Linked DNA regions of Mus musculus: region 2 is linked to region 1. The links are chromatin loops, found by intact Hi-C in ENCODE. Cell type or tissue: heart. All regions are shown on one strand. Each heading gives the region's core, and the rest is flanking DNA. Links, peaks and the distances in the headings are about the cores only. Region 1 overlaps Itga1 (integrin alpha 1). Region 2 has its middle 96 kb from the start of Gm25985.

The links. A loop is a pair of places that touch in the nucleus more often than their neighbours do. Peaks named below come from ENCODE experiments on the same cell type or tissue, not always from the same donor. Only the 100,000 strongest peaks of a DNase experiment are listed, where the experiment ranks them.
Region 2: a loop joins it to region 1, with 2.4 times the contacts of the local background. A loop is called at or near these places in 1 of 42 quality-filtered maps.

The regions. Positions count from the first base shown.
Region 1 is chr13:115,006,477-115,009,298 of GRCm38, reverse strand. Itga1 (integrin alpha 1) reads left to right here. Exons shown (of 29, transcript NM_001033228.3): 9 at 2,230-2,395. Among named protein-coding and RNA genes, the nearest start is that of Itga2, 76 kb to the right of the region's middle. In heart, for the core only: no CTCF peak of the experiment used is centred there; no DNase peak of the experiment used is centred there; H3K27ac peaks cover 344 bases.
Region 2 is chr13:115,211,062-115,213,883 of GRCm38, reverse strand. No RefSeq gene overlaps it. Among named protein-coding and RNA genes, the nearest start is that of Gm25985, 96 kb to the right of the region's middle. In heart, for the core only: no CTCF peak of the experiment used is centred there; no DNase peak of the experiment used is centred there.

The DNA of each region.
Region 1 (2,822 bases), core at 278-2,777:
ATGAAGGTTTGATATCCCGGGATGTTTAAAAAAAAATCTATAAACAACGTAAACCACTCAGAGGGACCCACAGAGTTCCGAACCTAAGGGCCATGCAGGGCACCTCATTACCAGCTCCACATTTCCTAGGCACGTGATTTCCCAACTCACTGGGCAGTCCTTCCTAGATATCCATGTGTCATTCGTTGCATGTACATCAAACCTGTGAAAGAGCTAGACTGGACTGGGTCTCTGGGGTCTTAAAAGTGAAGAGGAGAGAGTTGGCTTGAAGTCTTCTGGCGTTGAAACGTGACATTTTCTGGGCTGGTCACTGACATTCCCCAGGGAAAGGAGCAAGCACATCACGCAGAGCCTTCATGTGTCTGCTTGACTGGGGCAGATTCAACTCATAATTCTCACATTAACACTTAGCGTGCGGCAGAGTGATGCCACCATTGCTTTCAGCCACTGTTCCTAGTGGGAAGCAAGCAAGTCTGTCGTGGGTCATAGGTCATAGGAAGAACTATGTAAATGGAAACTTGGATTTCCCCCCATTTCTGTAAGTATTTATCTATATATCTTATCAAAATATCATTCTGTAACCTATCATCTCAAACCTCCCTTTAAAACCACATGTACGTGCCTGAATAACCATCAGCCCAAATTGCACACTTGTAATCCCTTGGTCTTCTCAAAATTTTTTGTGGCATCAGTGTCCATATATCTGAAAAATTAAATTCAATGATGGTTTATTGTTTTTAACTTTATAGAATATAAAGGTGCTATGTCGTATATAGTCATTAGAACTTTTAATATATTTACGTTGATGTTGTATGTTCATACAGTTCAGTTCTTTTTAGAAGTCGGGCTAACATTTGCAGGCAGCGAAAAGCGTGTCGATGCAAAGGGTGACTTCAAAGTGCACATCCTAAACACATCTGTTAGCATCCATTCCTCTCACTTCCAGACAGTTCCCTGTGCCTTCTTTTCTTCTAATACGGATCTCCTATTGTAACCACTTCCATAAATTACTTACGTTACTGATTCTGGATCCCATGGTGATGGTCACACATCGTGGATTCTTTAGTGTTTCACTTGTCACGCAAGACACATGGATACATGCTACTTTTTTATGCTGGTGCTCCTTATATTTATTATGCTGTCCACAGGAATCAACCATCACCTATGCACCCTGATTTACAGGCCTTTACGTTGTTCTCAGTTTGTGACAGTATAATAAGGGAAGCATGAATATTTAAAAGTGGGAACTAATAATCTTCAAGTGTCACTTGTAATGAAGACTAAACATGTTTTATTACAAGAGGAATATTTTCATTATGAAAGAGAAAAGTCTTTAATCGTATGCAGGCCATAGTCCTGCAGTGACGTGATGTGCCAGGGTGGATTGGTGCCCAGAGCGGGCCTCCTCCTTCTCAAAGGGGGAGGGGGAGGGGGAGGGGGAGGGGGAGGGGCTATGTGAGGGGGCACTGGGAGGGGAGGGGCAGCAATCAGGATGTAAAGTATGTAAGTAAATAAATAAATAAATGGAAAATACTTATGCAGGCAAATCAAGAATGGAAATATACCAGCTTGTAAGCAGAAATAAAAAATAATTGTGGTACTAATTTGTTTGATTCTCTTTCCTGATACTGACACTGCTATGTAATTTTAAAGTATAAAATTCGGTAATATCTTTGTATTGGGGATTTTTCATTTAAAATTTACATAGTATTATAAACATGGGCATTTTTACACAGGCAAAATAGCACATGCCTTAAAGATAAAACGTGATTAGCGTGACTTCATGAAAGTTTAAGATTTCTCATAGAAAATGAAACGCACATAGAAGACTTTATGGCAGAGTGCACATAGAACTTTCACGAGTCTTTAAGAAACATGCACATGTATACATGTATACAGGCATACGTGTATCACATATACATGTACACAAACAATTGCCAGTAGCTCCAGCTTCGGGTGGGCTTCTCTCTGGCCTCCAAGGGAACCTGCACTCAAGTACACACAACCACCAGACACAAACACGTCTAATGAAAAATAAGATAAATGCTTGCAGGAGTCAATATTATGTGAACCATGTCCTCAGAAAACTTCCATAATATTCCCATAAGTTTATAACCATCCCCTGTCTGAAGATAACATGCATGCTCTTCTTTACTGAAAATATGCCTGAGATACGTATTTAACATGCAGAAGCTAAAATACGCTCTCGCCACTTTTGCTGGACCCTAGATCCTTGGCCACTATAACAGGGGGAACTTAAGCACCGAAAAATTTGTGGAGGAGATAAAATCAATCGCAAGTGAGCCCACCGAAAAGCACTTCTTCAACGTCTCAGATGAGTTGGCCCTGGTCACTATTGTTAAAGCTCTGGGAGAAAGGATATTTGCTTTGGAAGGTATGATGATCTCTCCTAATCCTGCATATCCTATGTAAGATTCAAACGTATTGTAATGGGTTTGGGATATTATTCTCAGGACATTACTAACTCATTTTTACTGTGTGCAACAGCCATCGGGAAATAATTCTCTTTTATATGAATGGAACTACTTTACAGAAATCCATGTCGACTAGAAGCCGACTTTGTTAGGCTGTGACAATGTGCAGCTGGGCTGGGGAGCACAGCAGCCAGCATAGACCTGTGCAAGAACGCAAATGCCCCAGCATGCCTTCTTCCTTGTCTGTGACACAGGTCTAGAATGTAAAGCCACTAGCTCAACTTTGATTTTTCCCCACTGTGTCTTTGTCCCTGGGGCCGCTTCAAGAGTGTTCTGATGCAATTGCTTCTTTGTTCATTTCCTCTGTAATTTGCCCTTTGTGCATTT
Region 2 (2,822 bases), core at 203-2,702, 200 kb before region 1:
CCATCCTAGCCAGAGGCTCAAAACAATGGGTCGCCTATTCTTGGATTATAACTTCTGTGGCTATAAGCCAAAATAAATATGTGATCTTCATAACTCACTTATCTTGGGTACTTTGCTCCAGTTAAGCTAAAGTAACTAATATACCCCACTTATTTTTTACACTTACATCTTGACCTGATGATGCCTTTTCTCACTATCTGGAGACCACAATTTTTTCCCCTAAGGAAAGGAAAAATTGCATTCTGAGAAGGATTCTGCCTGCTAAGCACAAAAGAGACATAGCTGATCAACATGTGAATATATCAGGCCTAGAGCACACTTGAATATATACAGGAGCCCAGCCCACACAAGTGATTGTATGAGGAGATTATTTTAAGTGTCTGTACTAGCTAGTTTTGTGTCAACTTGACACAGGCTGGAGTTATCATAGAGAAAGGAGCGTCAGTTGGGGAAATGCCTCCACAAGATCCAGCTGTAAGGCATTTTCTCAGTTAGTGATCAAGGCAGGAGGTCCCCTTGTGGGTGGTGCCATCTCTGGGCTGGTAGTCTTGGTTCTATAAGAGGGAAGGCTGAGCAAGCCATGGGAGGCAAGCCAGTAAGGAACATCCCTCCATAGCCTCTGCATCAGCTCCTGCTTCCTGACCTGCTTGAGTTCCAGTCCTGACTTCCTTGGTGATGAACAGCAGTATGGAAGTGTAAGCTGAATAAACCCTTTCCTCCCCAACTTGCTTCTTGGTCATGATGTTTTGTGCTAAAATAGAAACCCTGACTAAGACTGTGTCCTACAGCAAGACTGGGATGGCTGGGCATCACTGATGGTAGCTGAGGAGAGGTGAGAGAAGAAGAAAACTGAAAAGAAAGTATTGCCATCATTGTAGCCTTCTGGTGTTTGAAAGGATGGGTCTGTTGCCTGTTGAAGGTATCATCACCAACTGGTGGAAAGGTTAAATAAGATAAATTTTATTAAGGACATTGATGTCATGATGGGTGGAAGGTAGTATGAAAAAAAACAAAGACTAATGAGGCAAAGTAATTAATCTTGATGTTTTTCTGCTTTGTGCATCTCCATGTAAGAGTAGACAAAAACAGTGAACTGATACTAACTAGAAAATGACTCATTAATTTAGTGTTACTAATAGAGAACTAAGAAGAGGAAGATGGAATTTTTTTTTTGGTAGTCAGCCCCAAATACTGTTCAGTCCCCTTGAATTTTAGGCATATGCTCATCATAAATCATTTGAAATTTATTGTAAAATTATAAGCAAGATGTGACTTCTAACTTAAAGGTAAGGAAGGTCTTGTGCATAGCAAGTACACAATTTACAGTGATTTTAGGTGAGTTGATTAAAAAAGAGAAAAGGACAGTACTTAGAGTCATTATGTGAACTTTTACATCTATTGTACCTCCAAACTTCTTAAAACAATTATTGTGCTGATCATTAAATGTTTGAGGATAACTAGGTTATATATTTGATTAAAATACTAACTCCAATTTTGAAAATTCACTATGAAAAATTTAAAGAGAATGTGGTTTTCTCTCATAAAAAATGAGAATATCTTTTATATCCCAGATTTCATCTAAATAAAATACCTGCATTGATGCATATGGCCTGCCCATTTTCCACCCTCCAAAGCAAAAATGGGAGGAATATAAAGCTTGACCTGAATTCATTCAAGGTCTGCAAAAATTACAGTGACCAGATATTATCAACCATTTGGTTGCTAGGCTCTACTATGATCCCTCTTCCTTAACCTGATTGCTTATGAGAGGTTTATGGAGATCTTGGAGCAATGTAAAAGAATGATTGGGAATGGCAAAATTGGTCATGGGGGTAAGAGGGACCTGTCAAATTGCTAATCTATTTGCCATGATGTATAACTAAGAAATTAGAGAGTTTAGAGACCCAGACAAGGATTGTTTAAAGCAATACAGAGACTGCTCATGAATTTGTTGGACTACATCCTTTCCATATAATTAGGGTAGCCTGAAGTGAAGAATTTTGCTCTCTGAATTACATGTGGGCACACAGTAGTAGTGTGGCTTCTGGGGTCCAATATAGCCTTTGATTTCTCTCAGAGGTAAATGTTGCTCTGTAGATATAAGAGCTCTCAATAAATCAACAATGGCTTCCCAAGCAGTGAGCCTGTTCTCTCCCTTCTGTTTATAGACATTAAGCATGTGCTTCCTGTGACTACTTCAAAAGAAATATAATTTTCTTCAATAGTATCTAAGGGCAACTCTACAGAGGGAAAGAAAGGCTAGATGACTTTGAGTCTTTTACTACAGGAGTGGAGAAAGAAGGAAGGAGAGGTTGACATGTTACACTGAGCAGCCTAGGAAATGGGTAATAACTTGTGATTAAGTACAGATGTCAACCTGGAAAATTCCGTTAATCACAGGTATGAAGCCTTCCTGGGAGTCATAAAAAGGCAGGCGGTGAACCAATGAATGAGTAGGACTGAGTAGGATAGCAACACCGCAGTCACATCAGGGGAACACATAATGGACAAATTTATATTACTTCAACTTTTCCATCTTATACAAATGTTTATGCTCCAATGAACAGGCTGTTACATGTGATAGTAACCAGAAAACTCTAGCAACATGAATAAATCAAAATCTGAATAGAAAGATATGTGAATGACAGATACTGGGAGAAAAGTGAATATATTTTTCTATTTGAAAAGGACAAACCACACGAGAAATGTGTTTAGGATGCATAATGCGGGTTCAATACAACAATGGTGCACTCTCACAGAAAAAGATTTTAGTCTGTACATGCAGGGTCACATGATCACAGCATGGTATTACACAGCTAAGG